3 separate regions of the Homo sapiens genome follow, and regions 1 and 3 are each linked to region 2. A link is a loop called in an ENCODE intact Hi-C map of the cell type or tissue named here. Cell type or tissue: PC-9. All regions are shown on one strand.

Region 1 (8,000 bases), 61 kb after region 2:
CGACACCAGCCTGGCCAACATGGTGAAACCTCATCTTTACTAAAAATACAAAAGTGAGCCAGGCGTGGTGGCAAACGCCTATAATCCCAGCTACTTGGAAGGCTGAGGCAGGAGAATCGCTTGAATCTGGGAGGTGGAGGTTGCAGTGAGCCAAGATCGCGCCACTGCACTCCAGCCTGGGCGACAGAGTGAGACTCTGTCTTGACAACAAAAAAAAAAGAAAAACCAAATAGATGGCCTGTTAGCCTGTCTATTTTTCGCTCAGCTTTTGTTTAGTTTAGAGAAAAATTTGCTTTTATTGCTGTAAGCTTTACTAATTTGAAAACAACTGCCCTCTGGAACAAATGGAGACTTGTTTCACATCTCTTTTAGGAACCTGTTAGGGAATTCCTTGCTCCCTGTTCAATCAGTGTACTTGCCTGATAAATATTTGTTAGGTCCTGTGAGTTTTAAGTACCATGCCAAGTGCTTATCTACACAGAGCTAATGTACATTTTCCTGGAAACTATCCAATTATAGGAAAGGGAATCATTTCTGTTGGGAGGATTCTTTGTGTTACTTTTTGTTGTTGTTGTTGTTTTTGAAACAGGGTCTCACTCTGTCATCCAGACTTGAGTGCAGTGACTCCATCACAGCTCACTGGTCTTGACCTCCTGGGCTTAAGGGATTCTCCCACCTCAGCCTCCTGAGGAGCTGGGGTCACAGGCACATGTCACCATGCCCTGCTAATTTTTTAATGTTTTTGTAGAGATGGTGTCTCACAGTGTTGCCCAGGCTGGTCTCAAACCCCTGGACTCAAGCAGTCCTCCCGCCTTAGCCTCTCAAAGTGCTGGGATTACAGGCATGAGCCACCGTGCCTGGCCTCTTTGTGTTACTATTAACGATTTTCCTGCTGGTGGGCACAGAAGGTCTCTAACTTCTTAACGTGCTCCTTTCTATTTTAGGCTTTCAGAACAGCACAAAAATCGATGGGAGAATCTGTCCCTTATTTTTTTGCAATAGTGAGAAATATCAAATATAAGAAAACATAAAACATTCCCGAGAATGGGGAGAGGAGAGGCAGGGAGGAGAGGAGAATGGGTTTGACTGTAGAAGAATCTTTTAGTTGGCCAGGCTCATGCCTGTAATCCCAGCACTTTGGAAGGCCGAGGCAGGTGGATCACCTTTGTCAGGAGTTGGAGACGAGCCTGGCCAACATGGTGAAACCCCGACTCTACTAAAAATACAAAAGTTAGCTGGGTGTGGTGGCAGGTGCCTGTAATCCCAACTACTCGGAAGGCTGAGGCAGAAGAATTGCTTGAACCCAGGAGGTAGAGGTTGCAGTGAGCCGATATTGTGCCATTGCACTCCAGCCTGGGTGACAAGAGCAAGACTCCATCTTAAAAAAAAAAAAATCATCTTTTAGTGATGAAATAATTGTGTATCTTAATTGTGGTAGTGGCTATGTGGTGGTGGACAGGTGATAAAATAGCACAGAACTACACACATTTACATGTGAAACTCTAAATGAGATCTGTGGATTGTCAACCAGGGTCAATTTTTTTGTTTTGCTTATTTTTATATTGATTTTTTATTTTTTTGAGACAAGGTCTCACCCTGTCACCCACCACAACCTCCAACTCTTGGGCTCAACTGATCCTCCACCTCAGCCTCCTGAGTAGCTGGGACCATAGGCACAAGCCACTGCACCTATTTTTGTAACTTTCTGAGAACCAATAATTATTTTTATTTTCTTTTAGTTTTCTTTTTTTTTTTTTTGTGACAGTCTTGCTCTGTAGCCCAGGCTAGAGTGTAGTGGTGCAACCTCGGTTCACCACAACCTCCGCCTCCCAGTTTCTAGCTATCCTCCTGCCCCTCAGCCTCCTGAGTAGCTGGGATTACAGGCATGTGCCACCACGCAGAGCTAATTTTTGTATTTTTTAGTAGAGACAGCGTTTTGCCATGTTGGCCAGGCTGGTCTCAAACTCCTGGACTCAGGTGATCCACTCTCCTCGGCCTCCCAAAGTCCTGGGATTACAGGTGTATGCCACCAGGCCCGACCCAAAAATTATTTCAAAATAAAGTTTTCCAGGCTGGGCGTGGTGGCTTATGTCTGTAATCCCAGCACTTTGGGAGGCTGAGGTGGGTGGATCACCTGAGGTCAGGAGTTCGAGACCAGCCTCACCAATATGATGAAATCCCGTCTCTACTAAAAATACAAAAAAATTCACCAGGTGTGGTGGCTTATGCCTATAATCCCAGCTACTTGGGAGGCTGAGACAGGAGAATTGCTTGAACCCAGGAGGTAGAGGTTGGGAGGCAGAGGTTGTGGTGAGCTGAGGTTGTGCCATTGCACTCCAGCCTGGGAAACAAGAGTGAAACTCCGTCTCAAATATACACACACACACACACACACACACACACACACACACAAATTAGCTGGGCATCGTGGCAGGCGCCTGTAATCCCAGCTACTCGGGAGGCTGAGGCAGGAGAATCGCTTGAACCCGGGAGGTGGAGGTTGCAGTGAACCGAGATTGCGCCACTGCATTCCAGTCTGCACAACAGAGCAAGACTCAGTCTCAAAAAAAAAAAAAAAGAACTTTTCCACAATTTTAAAAGATGAGTCAACTCATAATCATTTGAAATAATTTATTCAAAAGTATTCTAAGAAAAAGCATTTCTTCATTTCCAATCAGTTAATTACTATTTTCTCAATTCTATGACCTCCTGATTACAACTCAAGAATACCACAGTTTTCCTAGTTTCCAATCTAGAAACCTATGGGTTTTTCTTCTTCTTTATTAAACCTAGAAGTCACTTGCTACAGAGAACATATTTAAAAGGTACAGGCAAGCTTCCAAACGCATGGACAGGAAAAACAGGTATGAAGTGTAATGGAACTAAGGGGTGGAGATTTTATAACTCTCATTTGTTTCAACAGCCAAGAAAGGTGACCTACGTCCCCACCCGCCCAGGTCTAGGGCTCCAAGCTGGTATATGACTCACTATAACACCCTTTGGTCTTCCCTTCCACATCAGTGACCCTGCCATTTCTCACTTGCAGTCCAAGTTTGGAAAGATAAGTGGGTTTCTTCAATTCATATCCTGCAAAGAGATAAGGGTAACTTTCCCCAATTCCATTTATTTGTTTCATTTCATCATTCCCTCATTTATGGAACATTTCTGGAGCTCTCAGTACAAGAAATAAGGAAGAAATAGAACATGCTCCTTCCCTCAAGAAGATAGACACATTAACAATGAAAATGGTAATAATAATGCTAATATAGGCCAGCATGGTGGCTCATGCCTGTGATGCCAACTGTGGGGGGCGCAAGGCAACATAGTCAAGCTTATGTACAAGGCATTTGAGGTCGGGGCATGGAAAAATACTGAGGCGCTGTGTGTATGTTATTTGTGCATGAGAATGAAACTCGACCCTGAAAACAGGACAGGGAGTGGAGTGTGTGGTGTGATAAGGAACGCTGAAAACAGCCTCCTGAGAATGCAGTTTGAGTGCTTTTACAAGGCCACAGGTGCCTCACGACCCGACCTCAAAAACGCCATCTAGTGGATGTTTGTGGTTTAACAAGCCCTTTCAATAAATACTTGGCGGACGGATGCCGGGGCGGACTCTCTTAGAAGAGCTACCCCGCAATGCCGGGCGCGGTGGCTCACGCCTGTAATCCTAGCACTTTGGGAGACGGAGAGGGGTGGATCACGATTCAAGACCAGCCTGGTCAAGATGATGAAACCCCGTCTCTACTAAAAATACAAAAAAATTAGCCGGGCGTGGTGGCAGGTGCCTGTAATCCCAGCTACTCGGGAGGCTGAGGCAGAGAATTGCTTGAACCCAGGAGGCAGAGGTTGCAGTGAGCCGAGATCATGCCACTGCACTCCAGCCTGGGCAACAGAGCGACTCCGTCTCAAAAAAAAAAAAAAAAAAAGAAGAGCCACCCCCCATTCTAACTGGCGTGAGATGGTATCTCATCGTGGTTTTGATTTGCATTTCTCTAATGACCAGTGATGATCTTTTCTCGTGTCTGTTGGCTGCATAAATGTCTTCTTTTGAGAAGCGTCTGTTCACACATCGGGGCCTGTGGTGGAGTGGGGGGCTAGGGGAGGGATAACATTAGGAGAAATACCTAATGTAGGTGACGGGTTGATGGGTGCAGCAAACCAGGGCACGTGTATACCTGTGTAACAAAACTGCACGTTCTGCACATGTAACCCAAAACTTAAAGTATAGTTAAAAAATAAATAAGAGCTGCCCCCCGCCCCGCTCAGCTGGAATTGTCTGAGAACCCATTTCGTGGCATTCATTGTAAACTATAAGCTCTGCAAGTGGTGTCCCCGACATGATCGCCTTAAAGTTACGTGTGAAGGAGGAGAGCTCATCAATTTTCGGTGAATCTCCACCTGAAAAGAATTCAGAAGATTTAAAGGGAGAGATTCCTGACTCCTATCAGGAGGACACGACCCACACGTAAAATATCAGGTGTTGAGTTATCATGGGTCAGGAAATGACCAAAGAACAGAAAGTTTTTTTTGTTTGTTTGTTTGTTTTGATATGGAGTCTCGCTCTGCCGCCCAGGCTGGAGTGCAGTGGCGCGATCTCCGCTCACTGCAAGCTCCGCCTCCCGGGTTCACACCATTCTCCTGCCTCAGCCTCCCGAGTAGCTGGGACTACAGGCGCCTGCCAGCCTAGTAGAGACGGGGTTTCACCGCGTTAGCCAGAGTGATCTCGACCTCCCGACCTCGTGATCCGCCCGCCTCCGCCTCCCAAAGTGCTGGGATTACAGGTGTGAACCACTGCGCCCGGCCCAGAAAGTATTTTTAAAACAGTGCAACAGCTATTTAAGGCTGTCCAGTGCACTGTAGAGCCTGGAGCTCTACACAAGCTCATGCTTTTAATTCGGCAGGAATGTCCTTGGTTTCCTGATCAAGGAACCTTAGATTTAGAGCTATGGGAGCAGGTAGGTCGCTGCCTGAAAAGAGGATATGAGCAAGGTCATTTTACTAATTTTACTATTTTGACCACCTGGGCGCTGGTACACTCTGCGTTGTATCCTCTTTATCTGCCAGATCGCGGTTAGACGGCCCATTATCTCCACCTGAAAATAATTCAGAAGATTTAAAGGGAGGGATTCCTCTCTCCACTTCATTCCCTTCTATGGGGAATAAGGAAGAGATTTTTTCTAGTGAGGAAAGACAGGAACCAGAACAGCGGGGGCGGGGCAGTGCTCCTCTCTCTACTTCATTCCCTTCTGTAGAGAGGCCTAAGGAGGACATTTTTTCTAGTAAGGATAAGGCGACCGGAGCCTTTTCCTCCCCCTATAGAAAACCCATTGCCCTCCTTTCCTCCACCCTTCAAGGGACCTGCGTTTGTTGGCCCCGTTCGTTCGGCCAACAGCACCTCCCATCCCCCTTAAGGAGACTAGAGGCCGCCCAAGGGACAGTTCTTAGATAAGACCCCCTGGTCAGCGAACATCGGTATGATCGGGTGACCACGTCTCTCAACCAACTTCCCTGCTGGAGGGGTGCCTCCAGGAGGGAAGGAAAGTGGCTGATTATGATTGTCCTCCTAATATGCAAGTTCCCATTTCCTATTTCCAGCATCAGCCTTTCTGGCCTTGTCTTTTTTCTGTTTTTCTGGAGTACGAGGGGAGTTTGCATGCTGCCTCCTGGGTTTTATTCCAGCTAGCTGTAGCTTTCTTGCTGCCTACAGAGGCCTGGGGCAGGAGAGTTGCTAAGATGCCAGGGAGTGCCCATTTGGTCACTGGCAGTCTGGGCAGGTTACCCCTTTCTGGGTTTATGGTGACGGAGGGGAGGCCAAAAGGCACAGAGCAGGCAGCTCCAGCCAGGTCCTGAGGATCCGCCTCACCACGGTCACGTGCCTTAGTAACTGTGCCCAGGAAGTGGCCTGCTGCTGCTTTTCCTACTTCTGCCCTTCCCTGCCACCCCTCGCATGTCTCAGTTGACAAGCAATTTGTTGTCTTCCCTGGCCCCCTAGGGAAAGCGGTAAAAAACAGTCCATGTGCACCCCAACCTTACTAGCCTAAGGTGGGCAAAGGAGTGTGAAGCAGCCTAGAGTACAGAGCCCTGGGGGAGGAGCCCGCTAATAAGGGGCGCTCTCCTGTAGCCATATATTAAATGCTAACTAGGCTAAGGTGGAGGAGCTCTGCCAGCTGCTGTCATCTTCAGAAGACAGACACAGCAGTAAGGAATGTTTGTTTTGCTTTTTTATAAAATGTTTAAAAACACTGTGGCTAAGAAACTTCAAAGCAGACCCTGTGCTGCATGTGTGCTCCTCCCCTAAGCCCCTCTGCTTGGGGGTGGTAAAAATAATAAAAAGAACATTTTCAGTACCTTACCTAACAGGGTTGGCTCCAGGCGTAGGTGGCCTAGAAGATAAGGGGAGTGGTTTTCTCCCAGCCTGTTACTCTCTTGCCTCCAGCCTCCGCGCTTACACACACACTTTACCACCCTGTCATTCTCTAGCCTCTTACTGCCACTTGTAGTCTTCCTTCCTTCCTCTTAGGGTAAGGACAGCAACAAGTGGCAGGCTATTAAAAATAGAAGCTGCCTAAGGAGCCCAGAACGAATAAAAAGAAACCAGCCACAACCCTACTTTCCCGAGCTCACTTCTAAGACATTCCAGCTAAAGGCTGATGCAGGAAAATGGCCAACACCAAAGGACATTTTTTAAAGTTTTTTTTTTTTTTTTCTGTTTTCTACACACTTAAGCTAACTCAATGCAGGTTTATTATCCTGGCGACTTGCAGTCACATTCTAATGACTTTCAAGGGCCAAAATATAGTAAAAATCACTTAAAATATCCATCCCTTCCATGCCTTAGTTTAACAGGTAGGCTTTATCTTTTGCCATTTCTGTATTTTATGTTATGTACCTGTAGGGGTGGGTTGCCCCTACACACCTGTGGGTGTTTCTCGTAAGGTGGGACGAGAGATTTGGAAAAGAAAAAGACACAGAGACAAAGTATAGAGAAAGAAAGAAGGGGACCCGGGGAACCAGCGTTCAGCATATGGAGGATCCCGCCAGCCTCTGAGTTCCCTTAGTATTTATTGATCATCTGTGGGTGTTTCTCGAAGAGGGGGATGTGTCAGGGTCACAAGACAATTGTGGGGAGAGGGTCAGCAGACAAACACGTGAACAAAGGTCTTTGCATCATAGACAAGGTAAAGGATTAAGTGCTGTGCTTTTAGATATGCATACACATAAACATTTCAATGCTTTACAAAGCAGTATTGCTGCCCGCAGGTCCCACCTCCAGCCCTAAGGCGGTTTTTCCCTATCTCAGTAGATGGAGCATACAATCGGGTTTTATACCGAGACATTCCATTGCCCAGGGACGGGCAGGAGACAGATGCCTTCCTCTTGTCTCAACTGCAAGAGGCATGCCTTCCTCTTATACTAATCCTCCTCAGCACAGACCCTTTACGGGTGTCGGGCTGGGGGACGGTCAGGTCTTTCCCTTCCCACGAGGCCATATTTCAGACTATCACATGGGGAGAAACCTTGGACAATACCTGGCTTTCCTAGGCAGAGGTCCCTGCGGCCTTCCGCAGTTTTTGTGTCCCTGGGTACTTGAGATTAGGGAGTGGTGATGACTCTTAAGGAGCATGCTGCCTTCAAGCATCTGTTTAACAAAGCACATCTTGCACCGCCCTTAATCCATTTAACTCTGAGTTGACAGAGCACATGTTTCAGAGAGCACAGGGTTGGGGGTAAGGTTATAGATTAACAGAATCTCAAGGCAGAAGAATTTTTCTTAGTACATAACAAAATGGAGTCTCCTATGTCTACTTCTTTCTACACAGACACAGTAACAATCTGATCTCTCTTGCTTTTCCCCACATTTCCCCCTTTTCTTTTCGACAAAACCACCATCATCATCATGGCCCGTTCTCGATGGTCGCTGTCTCTTTGGAGCTGTTGGGTACACCTGCAGACTAACAACAGACAAAACAGGCACACAGGGATTAATATGAGATTTATAA
Region 2 (8,000 bases):
CTTCTCTCAAGGCCATGCACGTAGCGACTGTCTGGGGTCCCAGCTCTCAGATGTGACCCCTCCCCTTACCTTTCTCTGCAGCAGGGCCACTTTATCAGGAAAGTAGGACACCACCAACTGTTTGCCAAAAATACTGGAGAGCAGGTAGCAGCATGTGGCACCCACCGAGGTCAACACACAGCACAGCAGAAGCCCCAGCCATGGCCCAAACAAGGCACCAGCTAAAACATTCTGCAAATAAAACAAACCCTCAGGCATGTGAACATCTGGCAGCTACCAGGCACGTCATCTTGGAGCCTGAGAGTCATAGGTTCCCTCCTCCTTCACTGCTTTTTTCCAGCTAAAACCCAATTGCGTTATTTATTTATTTTTAAGAAACAGGATCTCGCTCTGTCACCCAGGCTGGAGTACAGTGACATGATCATAGCTCACTGCATCCTCGAACTCCTGGACTCAAGCGATCCTCCTGCCTCAGCCTCCCAAGCAGCTAGGACTGTAGGCACACACCACCACATTCACCCACTTTTTAAAATTTTTTGTGGAGATGGGGTCTCACTGTGTTGCCCAGGCTGGTTTCAAACTCCCGGACTCAAGTGATCCTCCCACCTCAGCCTCCCAAAGTGCTAGGATTACAGGCGTGAGCCACTGCCCCAGGTCCCAATTGCCATTTAAAGAGGTGAATGAAAAATTATGAAAAGGCTGGGAACTACACCTGCCGTCAGTCTCTTCACCTTGAAAATGAGGATAAGGATAAAAGCCTCAGGGGGCAGGAGAGAATGAAATGGGATCTGTGGCTGTGGTAGATTCTGCAATGACTGGGGCTCCAAGAAAGTAGAAATGAAACTCACGAGTTATTTTTACTATTTCAAAAGATGAACACAAACCATGAATTTTCCCTTGGTAAGACCACACAAGCTATGTAAGATGTCTTGTTTCTTTGCTTTTTGCTGGAATTACATCTATGCAGTATGTTAATACCGGGGTTCCATGTTGACCAGAGCTCTAGCAGACATTTGAAGATGTCTTGGTTTAAGAAAAAGGGAAAAGTGAACCAATACTTCCTAAATGCATTTTGGTTGGTAGACATCATCCTGACAAAACATGGGATCCAAGAGAGAAAGTAAAAGGAAGCCTTGGAAGTGGGAAGCTGGGGAGCCGCTAAGCACTGTGTTAAGTGCTTGACTACATGTCCTGTGTAATCCTCACTACATCCCTGAGTCATGCCATCCTTGCCCCATTCTACAGGTGAGAGATTAAGTATCCTCCCCAAGAGCACAGCAGGCAGAGTCAGGGTTCACCCTCAGGTCTGGATGTGGAGCCCCCACCAAGCAGCAGCTGGCTCTCTGCCCTGAAGAGGGATCAGTTCAAGACAGAAGACAGACACAGGGCAGCCTCAAGGAGTCAGCCCCTGACCCCGAGCCCCACACACCTCCCCTGCCTCTCTTGGACATGTTTGCTTTTCTTCTAGTTTCCGACAAGGAAACTGTTTGAGCAGGTCCAGCCTCAGCCTAGAGGAGAGAAACAGGCTGGGGTGGGAGAGGGAAGCAGTACAAAAGGAAGCTGTCAGTGTCTCCCACTTCGGTGCTCAATCCCTCCGTAAGTGCTGAGGGCCACTGTGTGCCAGCCCCGATACACCCACTGTCACTTTTAATCATCCCCACACAACAATCCCATGAGGTTACAGGGGAGTATCCAAATTTTACAGATAAGGAAACAGGGTTGGAGGGAGGGCAGGACACTGACCAGGAAGCTGGAGCCGGGGATGGCAAAGCCCTGTTTGTAGAGGTAGGCGCCGCAGAAGAGCAGGAACACGTAGGCCTGGTGCTCCTTCCGGTACTCTCGAAGGACCTCAGAGAGCTCCCGCAGCTCTGCCAGGTCGGAGGGGAACCACAGCGACCTGGGGATTTGGAAAAGCAGATGGAAACATGAGTTCAGATCAGTCCAGTGCCCATGAAAGTCACTCGCTGTGTCTTCTTTTCAGAGTAGGTTTATAAATATGCCCATCATCTGATCTGCTGGGAACACATACACTCCCAATGACAGATGACCTGATACGACGTTGCGGAGACAGACAGGAGAGCCCTAGTTTGGAAGCAAGAGACCTGGGTTAGCATCCCAACCCTGCTACTTTCTGTTTTACGTCCTTGGACTAGTCCCTGAGTCTCTTTCCTTATCTAAAAAGTGAGAGGTTGGTGCTAAACAGTCATTAAGTTCCCCTTTAGCTCTGGGATTTTAGAATCTGTTCTTAAGAGGCAAATGGATTCATTTCCAGGCAAGTTCTAAATGTCTCAAATTGCCTTCCTTTCAAGGACACTGCCTCCCCCACAAACCAAGAACAATTCAGACTTCAAACTGTTCCTGAGGTGCCAAGTAAAACGACTTTTTAGCATTCACTATAAAGCCAATTAGAGATTCTTCAGGAAAGTATATCTATCCCATAGGATAAATGTAACTTTTTTGATAATATGTCAGGCTTGAATCGAACCCTTTCAAAGAGCCTACTATTTAACTCTGCTCTTAATCTGGTCCTCAATGCACTTTGAATCCTGCCCAAGGGTTATAGTAGCAAGGCTATCTTGCCTCTGCCATCTGAACAGTCCTTGAATCCATCACTGATTAATCATGAGCAAACCCTCCTACTTCTCACGAGAGTTTCTCTCGGTATGTCCGACACCCACAGCAGAGCCTTCTTAGCTACAGCAAAAGAATACAGTAACTGAAAACAGCTGCCTTAATAGTCAAATATCAGTAATTCCCTTAACCACGCAATGCTGTACTAGGCACACTTCCATGCACTTTATAAAGAGTATGCAGCACTCACAAAAACCGGCCAGGTAAGTATTGCTCTGCCTCCTGCCTCGACCAGTCGTTCATTAGAAGGGGAAAAGGAGGCCAGGCGCGATGGCTCACGCCTGTAATCCCAACACTTTGGGAGGCTGAGGCAGGCGGATTACCTGAGGTCAGGAGTTCGAGACCAGCCTGGCCAACATAATGAGACCCCCCCCCCGCGTCCCTACTAAAAATACAAAAATTAGCCGGCCGTGGTGGCGCGCGCCTGTAGTCCCAATTACTTGGGAAACTGAGGCAGGTGAATCGCTTGAACCCGGGAGGAGGAGGTTAAAGTGAGCCGAGATCGCGCCACTGCACTCCAGCCTGGGTGACAGAGCAAGACTCCGTCTCAGAAAAAAAAAAAAAAAAGGTAAAAGTAGAGACAACCAGGAAGACGGGCAGAGTCGATAATTAATTCGTGAATAATTTAAAGTTGTCTATGCAATATTTCTCCTGAAGATCTAATGTCTAAAGTCTCAAGGGCAGACCTGACGTAAGTGGGGTGGGGAGGAGGAGAGACAGTTGAAAGTGGACTTGAAGAGGCTGGGGGCCCGCACGGGGGCGAAGGTGGGCTGGAAATGGGGCCCAGGGCTGGGACTGGGAAAGCAACGGCGCGGGCAGGCTCAGCGCCGCGTCTCCCTCGGCAAATCCACCCAACCAAAGGCACCGCGGCGTGACGCCCTGCACACCCTGCAGCCAGCACCACACAGGTCCCAGTCAGGCCCGGAGCCGGGCTCCCATCCACCCTTCTGTCCGAGACCGTGCGGACGCGGGCCCGGATACCAGACCCGGATTCCAGTCCGATAAGTGAACCTCAATTCCCAACGCCTCCGATACCGGAACCCGAATCTCCGAATCTCCGATTCCCAGCCCCGGTCCTCGGACCCGGCTCCCTTCCTCTGACCCGAACCCGGATTCCCGCCACGCACCTGCCTCCAGCCTCCTCGGTGGAGCCCAGTCTCCGCCCGCGGGGCAGTCGCGTCGACAGCAAGTACAAGGCGAAGGTGCAGCCGGCGAAGACCAGAAGGAGGCCGAGAAGCGGGCGCATGTCGGCTCCGCACCCCGGCCCGCGGGGCAGCCGAGAAGCTCACTTGCACTCCGGGACGCAGCGGCGGGCGGACTGAGCCCGCGGAGCACGTTCACTGACGGACCAGGGAGGGGTCCGCGCCGAGACCCGCCTCCGAACCAGGCCCCACCTCCTGAGCCAGGCCCCCGCCCCCGATTCTGACTCCGCCCTCTCTGTCCTTCGGTGGAGACTCCGGGAAAAACCTGCCTCCCAGTCTGCCCTCTCTCCGTCTGTCTGTGCTTGTTTTTCTACGTTTATCCCTGTCGCTTTCCCCACTTATTCTGCAGGCATGGCGCGCCCCCAGTGCCGGCTTGGTGCCAGGGCTGGGAGATCCGGGGGTGAATCGTGAGCCCGGCCCACAGCGAGCTTGCAGTCTAGAGATCAAGGCAGTCTTGTCCACAACCTGCTGTCACATAAAGCAAATGTAGCTGGTGTAGCACCAGGGGCTGCAATCAAGTGCGGTGGGGCGGCAATAGTGACCACGGAAATAATCAGAATTGCTTTTAATTCAGCTCCTACTATATTCCCGCATCCCTGAGCCTCACAATCATCCTCCAAGGTAGGTATTTTTGTCTTTCTCTAACAGATGAAAACTCTGAGTTTCAGAAGAATTAAATGACATCCCCCCAAAAGAGAGACAGTATAAGAATCCAAGTCAACCTGAGTCCAAAACCAGTGGCCCTTAACACTGTGTGGCTTTATGGAGGACATGGAGTTTAAGTTTACCTTCAAGGATGAGCAACACTTTTCTTCAAGCAGAAAAAGAAGGGAATGGGTGAACACGGTCCCAGGTAAGGCACCAGAATCCAGTTTCAGTGAAGCCTAAGGTATATGAGAAATAAGTGAGAATCTGGGGACAAACAAGAGTGCACTGAAGGCAGGCTAAGGAGTTAGATTTTTAATAATGTAGATGAGACACCAACAGAGGTGTTTAAGTAAGAGAATGATTTCGTTCCTGTTTTAGGATGTTCGCTTTGGCAGATGATTAGAATACGTGCTGACTTGATAGCCACAACTGTCCTGATAAGAAAGTACGCCGGCCTGGCTGGGCATGGTGGCTCACGCCTGTAATCCGAGGATTTTGGGAGGCCCAGGCGGGCGGATCACTTGATGTCAGGAGTTCGAGACCAGCCTGTCCAACATGGTGAAACCCCGTCTGTACTAAAAATACAATAATTAGCCGAGCATGATGGCATGTGCCTGTAATCCCAGCTACTCGGGAGGCTGAGGCACGAGAATCGCTTGAACCTGGAAGGCAGAGGTTGCAGTTACTTTCCCGACATTGCACCACTGCACTCCAGCCTTGGCGACAAGAGCGAAATTTTGTCTCAAAAAAGAAAGAAAGAAAGCACTCAGGCCTGACCCAGGACCACAGCAGTGGACATGGAGGGAGGAGGCTGGGGGTAGTTGGATTGGTATGATATGTCACTGAGTAAACGAAGGAAGGGACAGAAAGAGAACTCCAAAGTGTCAAAAGCCTGGACAACAGAGAGAAAGCATCCTTGTCCTATCATTTAAAGCACCTGTTGGGCCAAATAGGGAGCACCTTTCAGAATCCATGTGCACAAGATCTCAGCAATTCTACGTCCAAGAATGTAACCTACATCCAAGAATGTACTGGAATTTAATTCCACATCCAAGAATCCCCATAGGTAGCAAAGATGTATATTTAAGGGTATTCTCTCAGCTTTGTTTTTATGTTAGGAGATTGGGAACAACCTAAATGCCCATCAGCTGGTGACTGGCTAGGTTAACTATTCACAAATGGAATACTAGGTAGCCTCCTAAAAGAGGAAAGCAATTCTACATATCCTGATACAGTGTGGTCACCAGATAGATGGCTAAGATACAAATAAAACAAACAAGTTGCAGTGTTAGAGTATGCTATGTATCACTCCTTTTTAAGGACAAAAAGAGGATATACTTTAACTTTTTAAGATACCAAAGTATTTATTTATTTAAAATTTTTTTCACAGAATTGTTATAGCATGTAGAACCAAAAATTATTTACAAATGAAATTATTCAATGTCTGAGATTTGTGTCAAAATAATGGTATGGGGGTTTAGTGAGTAAGCATGTAGGTAGAACAAGATTGTCCATGAGCTGATAGTTGTTGAAGCTGGGTGATCACCTGGGTGTTTTATACTATTTGGGTGTTAAACTATTTTTTTTTCTATTCTTGTGTATGTGTCAAATTTCCACTTAAGAAAATGGGGGAAAATGGTGTCAGCCCTCCATTCCAGCTGAACACACCATGTTAGTTCATGCCCCATCACACCACTCTTCTAGCCATCTGTCAATCTTCTCTGCCTGGCAAATTTCTACTCTTTCATCAGGACCCAGGATAATTATCACCTTCTCTGAGAGGGCTTTTCCAACCCCTATAGTCAGAATCATTCCTTCTCTATGCTTGGGGCCCCCTGAGAAATGTCTCTAATCCTGTCACAAATACATATTCCAGTGTCATTATCCATCTCCCTAGTAGACAGTGAACATTTCCATCAATGAGACAATGTCTCAACTATCTTCTTTCTGTCTCAACCCTTAACCCTGGCACTTAATACTTGTTTGTTAAATTCATGGGTCAGGTCTAGTGAAGACAATGATTAGTTGTTTGGTTTGATACATACTGACCTTGAGAAGTCAAAGGGATATAGGAGGAGAGAAAGTGAATGAGGAACTGATGTTACTGAGCCTGTGCTAGGAGACTGCTGGGGCAAGGAATAGAGTGAGGAGAAAGGAGGCAAGGCTCCTGCTGGCAAGGACCTCACTTTCATTTCAGCTGGGGAAGAGCATGGAAAGATGTCATTCTAGAGCATGGTAAGTGCCATGGATGAAATAGACAAGGCAAAACTTATTCCACTTCAGCAAAGCGAGTGTCAATATTCTACTTATGGATGAGTGGATGAACACATGTTCAGATGAAATCACTTGTGCAAAGTTTACAGCTGTTAGTGCTGAACAGGAACAAGCCTTTGTCTGCCATCATGTGCGGCCATGCTTTTTCCTCTGCCCTTCACTGCCATTCGACATGCAGGTGACACTCTGGAGCTCGGACCGAACATTCAGATTTGGAGGTCATTCTACAGGAGATAGTTGAAATGAGGGGAGGGGAGAAGGTCTCCTAGAAACCACAAGAGAGGGAAAGTAACAGCAGCTGACTTTCATTGAGTACTTAGTACACTCCAGACCCCATACTAAGCATTTTTTTTTTTGAGATGGAGTCTCGCTCTGTTGCCCTGGCTGGAGTGCAGTGGTGCAATCTCGGCTCACTGCAACCTCCTCCTCTTGGGTTCAAGCGATTCTCCTGCCTCAGCCTCCCAAGTAGCTGGGACTACAGGTGTGTGCCACCACGCCCAGCTAATTTTTTGTATTTTTAGTAGAGCCAGCATTTCATCGTGTTAGTCAGGATGGTCTTGATCTCCTGACCTCATGATCTGCCCGCCTCAGTCTCCCAAAGTGCTGGGATTACAGGCGTGAGCCACCGCACCTGGCCCATACTAAGCCTTTTACACTTTTAAAAGTAAAAGTGAAATCACTTTGCACAAGTGATTTCATCTGAACATGTGTTCCTCCACTCATCCATAAGTAGAATATTGACACTTGCTTTGCTGAAGTGGAATAAGTTTTGCCTTGTCAATTTGTTTATTTATTTATTTATTTATTTATTTATTTATTTATTCTATTATATATTTATTTATTCCATATAACAACCCTCATTAAGTAGGAACTCTTTTTTGAGGGACAGGGTATTACTGTGTTGCCCAGGCTAGTCTTGAACTTCTGGCCTGTGGTGTTCCTCCTGCCTTGGCCCCACAGAGTGCTGAGATTACAGGCTTCAGCCACCATGCCCGGTCTAAAGTAGGAACTCTTAACAGTCCCACATTTATAGCCTGGGAAAATGAAGCTTAGGAAGAATGAAGTCAACAGAGCAACAGAGGTCACACACCTCGCAAACAGCAGAGCCCAAATGTCTTACCATGCACTACCCTTTTGAGAAAGAAGACTGAAATCAGGAGCCTGGTAAGGAAATGGTGGAAACAGTGAAAGAGAACAAGATGCACTGTTTCATTTGTGAGATGAGAAACAGAAAAAAAGAAATGT
Region 3 (8,000 bases), 220 kb before region 2:
TGTTTGGTAGCATTTTATCCACAGGAGAATTTCTTTCAAAATTGGAGTCAATCCTCCCGAACCCTGCCGCTGCCTTGTCAACTAAGTTTATGTAATATTCCAAATCATTTGTTGTCATTTCAACAGTGTTCACATCTTCACCAGAAGTAGATTTCATCTCAAGAAACCACTTTCGTTGCTCATTCATAAGAAGCAACTCCTCATTCCCTCACATTTTATCATGAGATTGCAACAATTCAGTCCCATCTTAAGGCTCCACTTTTAATTCTAGTTCTCTTCCTATTTCTACCACATTTGCACTTTCTTCCTACACTGAAGTCTTGAACCCCTCAAGTTATCCATGTGGGTTGGAATCAACTTCTTCCAAACTTCCAAACTCTTATTAATGTTGATATTTTTACCTACTCAAGCATTATACATTAAATTTATCTTTAATAGAATGGTCTTTCATCAAATATTTAAAGATACTAACAAGTCTGCCCTAAGCTGTTCCTCTTAGGGGCTTTCTCAGGGACTATCATTTCTCATATGGTAAGGTATTTCTAGTTGCTATGTTGTTTGTTCAGAATACTCTTCAAATTTGTCAAATATTCTCATTAGTCACAAATGTTCTTAATGGCATCTAGAATGGTAAATCCTTTCCAGAAAGTTTTCAATTTACTTTGCCCAGATCCATCAGAGGAATCACTATCTATTGACAGCTATAGCTTATGACATGTATTTCTACTTCTTTTTTTTTTTGACAGAGTCTCGCTGTGTTGCCCAGGCTGGAGTGCAATGGCACGATCTCGGCTCACTGCAACCTGCACCTCCTGGGTTCAAGCAATTCTTCTGCCTCAGCCTCCCGAGTAGCTGGGATTACAGGCATGCGCCACCATGCCCAGCTAATTTTTGTATTTTTAGTAGAGATGGGGTTTCACCATGTTGGCCAGGCTGGTCTTGAATTCCTGACCTCAGGTGATCTGCCCACCTCGGTCTCCCAAAGTGCTGGGATTACAGGCATGAACCACCATACCTGGCTGAAATGTATTTCTTAAATAATGAGACTTGAGATTTGAAATTGCTCCTTGATCCATGGGCTGCAGAATGGAAGCTGTGTTAGCAGGCATGAAAATAACATTCATCTCCTTGTATACCTCCATCAGAGCTTTTGGATAACAGATGCATTGTCAATGAGCTGCCATATTTTGAAGGAATTTTTTTTTTTTTTTTTGAGACCGAGTTTCGCTCTGTCACCCAGGCTGGAGTGCAGTGGCGCAGTCTCGGCTCACTGCCAGCTCCGCCTCCCGGATTCACACCATTCTCCTGACTCAGCCTCCCGAGTAGCTGGGACCACAGGTGCCCGCTACCACACCTGGCTAATTTTTTTTGTATTTTTAGTAGAGACGGGTTTCACCGTGTTAGCCAGGATGGTCTCGATCTCCTGACCTCGTGATCCACCCGCCTTGGCCTCCCAAAGTGCTGGGATTACAGGCGTGAGCCACCGCGCCCGCCCGGAATTTTATTTTTTAAAGCAGCAGATCTCACCAGTGGGCTTAAGATATTCAGTAAATCATGCTGTAAACAGATGTGCTATCATCCAGGCTTTTTTGTTCCACTTATAAAGCACAGGCAGAGTAGATTTAACGTAATTCTTAAGGACCCTAGGATTTTCAGAATGGCAAATAAGCACTGGCTTCAAGTTAAAGTTACCAGTTGCATTAGACCCTAACGAGAATCAGCAGGTCCTTTGGAGCTTTGAAGCCAGACACTGACTTCTCCTCTTTAGCTATGAAAGTCCTAAATGGCATCTTCTTAAAATAGGAGGCTGTTTTATTGAAAATCTGTTGTTGTTTAATGTGGCCACCTTCATCAATAATCTTAGCTGGATCTTCTGGATAACTTGCTACAGCTTCTTCATCAGTACTTGCTGCTTGACCTTGCACTTTTATGTTATAGAGAAGGCTTCTTTCCTTAAACCTCATGAATTAACTTCTGCTGGCTTCCAACTTTTCTTCTGAAGCTTCTTCACCTCTCTTAGCCTTCACAGAATTGAAGAGAGTTAGGGCCTTGCTCTGGATTATGCTTTGGCTTAAGGGAATGTTGTGGCTGGTTTGATCTTCTATCCAGATCAATAGAACTTTCTCTATATCATCAATAAAGCTGTTTTGCTTTCTTATCATTCGTGTGTTCACTTAAGTAGCACTTTTAATTTCCTTCACATTTACAACTTGACTAACTATATGGCACAAGAGGCCTAATTTTTGGCCCATCTTGGCTATCTATATGTCTTCCTCACTAAGCTTTACCATTTCTAGCTTTTGGTTTAAAGTGAGAGACATGTGACTCTTCACTTCAACACTTAGAGGCCATTGTAGGATTATTAATTTGTCTAATTTCAATATTGTTTTGTTTCAGAATAGGGAGGCCCTAGGAGAGGGACAGAGATGGGGGAAAGTCCCATTGATGAAATAAAATATACACAATATTTATCAATTAAATTTGCTGTCTTAATGGCATGGTTGATGGTGACCCAAAACAATTACAATAGTAACACTAAAGATCACTGATCACAGATCACTGTAACAGACATAATAATAATGAAAAGTTTGAAATACTGCAAGAATTATCAAAACGTGACAGAGATATGCTGTTAGAAAAATGGCACTGACAGACTTACTCTACACAAAATTGCTATAAACCTTCAATTTGTTAAAAATGCAATATCTGAGCAGCACAAGAAAGTGGTGCACAATACAATGAGGTATGCCTGCACTGAACGTGTGTCCATCCCCTCAGGGTGTGTACAGTGTGTAGATATGAACACAAGCTGCTAGAGCGATTTTGCCATCTCAAGGAAAGCTGGCCGTAAGTGGAAGCAGATGCTACTGAAGGCAGAGCAAGACAGAAACAAATATGGGTCCTGGATGATATCGTCGAGTTGCTGAGGCAACCAACCCTGATGCCTGTCATAATACTCCAGTTATAGAAGTCAAGATATGCCCTTATTGTTTAAGCCAATTTGTGTTGCATTTTGTGGAAGATGCAAAGATACGCTGCCCAGATTCCCTTTCAAGGAAGCACTTGCTGCCCAGGTGCAGGGAATGCGGTTAGCAGGCAGCCCCCAGCTATTTTCTTCAGGGTCTGCTTCTGCTGCAGAAGGCCACCTTGCTTGAGATTACACCCTTTCTAGGGCAGACAGCATCTAGCATAAGGGGCTGGCTATTTTAGCCTGACAACGATACTCTTGATGGGCAATACTTACTCTAAAGCTCCCTCCCAGGATGGCTGAGGATTTGCTGGACCTGAATAGCAGTTCAACTACTTCCTCTGAACAATCCTGCTTCCACTCCATTCCTAACAAAAATCTTCTCATCTCCAATCTGGAATACTCAATCTGTGACAAGTTTTCTGTAACATCAGGCAAAAACATCCTGAGATTCAGTGGGCTAGTTTGAATTCAATCTTGTCTATAGAAAGAGAAATGCACTCATGATCTCTTATTTTTGACTTTGTGTTAAGGAAGATTTCCAGCATGCACAAAAAGAGAGACAAGAATATAATGAAACAACAATATCAATATATGACCAATAGTTATCATCTGATACCCTCGTGTATTATTTTAAAATAAGTCCTAGACATATTATTCCATCCAAAAATACCATAGTGCACCAATGTTTACTTTGAGATGCAATACAATGTCTTCTTCTCCGTTCTCCTCCTAATCCAACTCCTCTTTATGTTATCTCATCTTTTCTTCCTCTTTCCACCACCATAGCTTTAAAAAGAGGAACTGTTTTAATAGAAGGGGCAGGGGTGGCAGTAGTAAGGGATAGATGGCCCAGAACAAATACTGGAATCCTTTCATTCATTCAACATTCAACATTCATTCATTCAACATTCTAGAGAGTATCCTCTCTCAAAGTCTTGGGATACTCAATCATCACTAGTATAGGCAGTTGTTCAGATAGGTGGTACTGGACAATGACGTTTTTGTTTAGCCAGAAGGAAGCAAGGAAAAGAGTCCCTTAACACCTGCCATCTAGTGGTCACAGTGATAAGTAACATGCATGTTTTCTACTAAACAGATTAATACATGGTTTGTTCTATGGAACAAACAGGAAATTAAGGCCAGAGGGGTAAAGTGATTTAAGGTCATATGGCTAGTTAATAGCAGGGCTTGGCATAGAACCCAAACAAGTTGACTTTAAGACCTGCGTAAATTGTGATTGTTTGAAACGTAAATATGTCATTCAAATGATTTTAAATTTGATTAAAGTATCATCCTGTTTTGTATTTAGTTGTATTAAGTTATAGTATATTAGTATCAAAGGAGAAAAAGTGCCATTGGTTGAATGAGGGAACAAGATGGGCCTATGAGATAATATTAACATTGAATTATTTTCCATTACATGGTCCCACTACCAACATTTCCATAATAATAATAATAATAATGCCTATGCTAGCTCTGTCATATTCCTAAACAAAGGTTGAATAGTTATTAAGAGAAATTGCTTCCAATTAAACTAAATGCAATTATGCCACATCATTGACCGTACATTCAGAGTCTATGTTACCTTCTGGAGTTTGTTGGATCTGTTACTTATTCCTGTCCAGCCAGTTAAAATTGAAGGTAGAGCTCACAGGAGCTGATACTTTACTCTTTATTTCTGGGTAAATATAAGAAGTTTGCCAGGGGAACGGAAATACTGTGTTTCAAATGAATGCAATGGCCACACCAAACATTCAGATGTTCATCACAATTAGGCGGCATCTAGGTTACATTGCCCTTGTCTCTCCAGGACTGGGATTTTCCTAATCCTTTTCACTTGAGAGGGAAGGATTTAAAAGTGAATCTACCCTTACCTTATTAACATTTTGAGGCAGATTTTGGGAATGGGAGAGGTGGCAAGCATTTTGAGACTCTACTTTTGGTGCTAGCATTGAAACTCATTGTGTGACATTTAGACGCTTCTTTGGATCCAATTTTCCTTACCTGTAACAGCAAGAGGTTGACTAAGTGATTGCCTCTAAAAGTTCCTTTCAGTTCTGTCATTCTGCGAAATTTTTGGGCAAAGATAAATCTTCAGCTCAGCTGGTCCCTTCTGCTTTTTCCTGGGTTGACTTCCTTCCTCCCACTATCATTTATTGAGTATCTCCACGTTCTTGAGGGTAGGGCCTGGGTTTTATTCAACTTTCCCCCATTAACTAGCACAATAACTAAGCAGGTTATTTCCAGCAGGGTTAAAGTTGTTTTCTATATAAGATTCCAACTTTGTCTGGAGGGGCTCACAGTTCCGAAGAGGGTGCCAGGCATCATCAATTAATTAAAAGCCGAGTATCCATAAACATAAAAAAAAGTAGGGGGGACATAAAGGGTAGCAGGAAATCTGGTTCCAGTTGTCCTTAAGCACAGGTATGTTCCAACAGGGAATAAGAGTGCATAGTAGTGCAAAAAGTAATGGTTAACACTCATCGAATGCTTTCAATATGCCAGTGCTTTCCACGTATTATCTCAAGTAATACAATCGTCCTATTTTCTAGGTACTAGTATTATGTTTCACACTTGAAGTGGGCACAGAGAGGTTAAGTATCATGCCCAGGTAACACTGTTAGAAGTGAGAGGCAGCACTTGAAACCAGATAGCACAACCTCACTGCCTGCACTCTTAGCACTCCACTAGGTAGATAAATAAGAAAAATCATAGTAACAATCATGATTTCTCCAAGAGGCCAGGTGAATTTGACCAGTGATGAGTCCAAGCTACAGAAGGAGCAGAGGGAAGTGGCTGCCGAAAAGAAGGCTAAAGAAGTTTGCAAAAAGATAACATGCACTTTTCCAGGCTAGATACACAGGCGGAGAAGCAAACCGGCGAAATAAAATCCGACAAGCAAGATCTGGAGCGCATCAGGATGCCAGGTGAACTCAAAGACAGGTCGGAAGTGACGTCACTAGCCGAGTCGGGCGCTCAGCGGGACTGCGGGTCCGGTGGAATTCCGGCCGGACGTGGCGCACAGGAAGTTACGCACGGGAGGCGGTACCTGGTTGTGGAGGGTGACGCCATGGGTGGGGCGGAGCGTCTGGGATGCGCTGGGAGCCTAGGATCCCCGACAGGTAACCTGCGGGCGGATCTGAACGGGGGGCGAGGGTGGCAGCTGGAGTTGATGGCCTAGATCGCTCGGGGCCCTAAGCGCGGGTGGACACAGGTTAGGTAATGGACAGCATTAGGTGGCGGCTGAAGAAAAGGCTCCTTGGCATTAGACTCTCTGAGGGGTTGAGGATATGGAGAACTCTTGGGAACTTGGTCTTGGGGCCCGAAGTCGTCGAGGAAATACAGACAGGTTGAGTCTTCTAGGAATCAGACATGGCTGGGGGTCATGGGTTTCCGATCACTGGCGCTTATGTTGGAGAGACGGAGCCTGGGGCACTGAGATGAGTTGACCTAGGGTTCACCTACCCCGACCTGTTCTGCTAATAGGGGACAGGGACCTCGACTTTTTGTCTCTTAACTCGTAGCATAGTGCCTTGCGACAAGTAGGCATGCTTTAGATGTTGTCGAAGGAATGAATGAATGAATGAATGAATGAACCAACCAACCTGTTTCTGGCTTCCCGGCAGAACCTCTCCCAAATTTCAGTATTCTAACCTCTGAATGTAGAAATGACTCCAGTTTAGTTTGCTAACCAGGGGTTTATGAGGATGCTGGTGCAGGAGATACCCAGTACATTGTTGGTTTTTGTTAGTTTTGTTTTTTATGGTTATTGAAATTCAGAAATGTGTCTTAGTATTCTTATCCGGGTGGAGAGGATGAGTCATTTACTTTGGCTTCTTTCAGGTTCCTTTACTTTTCTGGGAAGAACTTGTAGGGAAATGATACCAGGGAGGAGTTGGACCGTTGTAAATAAACTGCTGTTGTAGCACTGACTGTTCTTAATGCTTTCTTTTAAGCAAAGTAAACTTACTTTCCTTTTTCTTTCTTTCTTTCTTTTTTTTTTTTTTTTTTTCTGAGACGGAGTCTCGCTCTGTCGCCAGGCTGAAGTACAGTGGCGATCTCGGCTCACTGCAACCTCCGACCCCCTGGTTCAAGTGATTCTCCTCCCTCAGCCTCCCGAGTAGCTGGGATTACAGGCACGCGCCACCACCCCCAGCTAATTTTTGTATTTTTAGTAGAGCCTCGGCCTCCCAAAGTGCTGGGATTACGGGCGTGAACCACTACGCGCGGCCACTTTCCTTTTTCTTAATGTTTTCTTCCTTATCTTATAAGTAAGTGTACTACTTACATTTGAGATGTGAGAATTTTAACTCACTAAAAATATGTTATAATTGAGAATATATCTTATATTTTCCATTATAAAAATGAAAATAGTAATTTATAAAAATCCAGAGATTACAGCTGGTGTTTATAAGTAAGGTTAACTCCTTCTGAACAGTTGTATTAATAGAGGGTCCCCAAAAGAAGATTAAACTGTTTCCTTTGTTGGAAGTACTTGCTTAGGTGTCTTAAATGTGATAAAGTGTGGGGCCGGGCACGGTGGCTCACACCTGTAATCCCAGCACTTTGCGAGGCCAAGGTGGGCGGATCACTTGAGGTCAGGAGTTCGAGACCAGCCTGGCCAACATGGTGAAACCCCATCTCTACTAAAAATATGGAAAAAATTAGCCGGGCGGGGCTCGAGCCTGTAATCCCAGCTACTTGGGAGCTGAGGCGCGAGAATCGCTTGAAGCCGGGAGGGGGAGGTTGCAGGAGCAGAGGTTGTGCCACTGCACTCCAGCCTGGGCGACAGAGTTAACTCCTCAGGAACTATAAATAAATAAATATAAAATATAAATAAATAAATAAAATTTAAAAAATAAAAATTAATTTTAAAAATGTGATAAAAAGTGGGCAGGGACCTAAAAAACAACTACTGTAACCAGATTGGTTTTGGTTGTCAAATGGAAAAAAAGTGCAGATGAGACTGTCGTCAGGCTATGTAATGAAATCTTGGCATGAATTACTACCTAGTCCAGTGAGGTGAATG

What was found. A loop is a pair of places that touch in the nucleus more often than their neighbours do. Peaks named below come from ENCODE experiments on the same cell type or tissue, not always from the same donor. Only the 100,000 strongest peaks of a DNase experiment are listed, where the experiment ranks them.
Region 1: a loop joins it to region 2, with 18 times the contacts of the local background. A loop is called at or near these places in 42 of 110 quality-filtered maps.
Region 3: a loop joins it to region 2, with 8 times the contacts of the local background. A loop is called at or near these places in 14 of 110 quality-filtered maps.

What each region holds. Positions count from the first base shown.
Region 1 is chr3:185,555,658-185,563,657 of GRCh38, forward strand. No RefSeq gene overlaps it. Among named protein-coding and RNA genes, the nearest start is that of LIPH, 7.1 kb to the left of the region's middle. RefSeq lists enhancers at 7,290-7,903, 7,904-8,000. In PC-9, a CTCF peak has its summit at 3,556 (motif pointing left); DNase peaks (open chromatin) are centred at 2,924, 3,394, 3,624 and 4,804; H3K4me3 peaks cover 3,724 bases; H3K27ac peaks cover 5,807 bases.
Region 2 is chr3:185,495,085-185,503,084 of GRCh38, forward strand. TMEM41A (transmembrane protein 41A) reads right to left here and starts at 3,951. Exons shown (of 5, transcript NM_080652.4): 1 at 3,759-3,951; 2 at 1,744-1,897; 3 at 70-231. The coding sequence starts at 3,877. It overlaps TMEM41A-DT (TMEM41A divergent transcript), which reads left to right and starts at 4,065. Exons shown (of 3, transcript XR_924792.3): 1 at 4,065-4,686. RefSeq lists a silencer at 3,933-4,072. In PC-9, a CTCF peak has its summit at 3,371; DNase peaks (open chromatin) are centred at 2,667, 3,507 and 3,967; H3K4me3 peaks cover 2,749 bases; H3K27ac peaks cover 1,870 bases.
Region 3 is chr3:185,276,935-185,284,934 of GRCh38, forward strand. It overlaps LOC124900548 (a long non-coding RNA gene), which reads right to left and starts at 5,923. Exons shown (of 2, transcript XR_007096203.1): 1 at 4,976-5,923; 2 at 1-3,390. It also overlaps a transcript of MAP3K13 not described here. RefSeq lists a silencer at 4,035-4,114 and enhancers at 5,158-6,357, 5,932-6,638, 5,989-6,128, 6,189-6,478. In PC-9, CTCF peaks have their summits at 4,003 (motif pointing left), 4,203 and 5,745; DNase peaks (open chromatin) are centred at 4,027, 5,977 and 6,797; H3K4me3 peaks cover 2,659 bases; H3K27ac peaks cover 1,532 bases.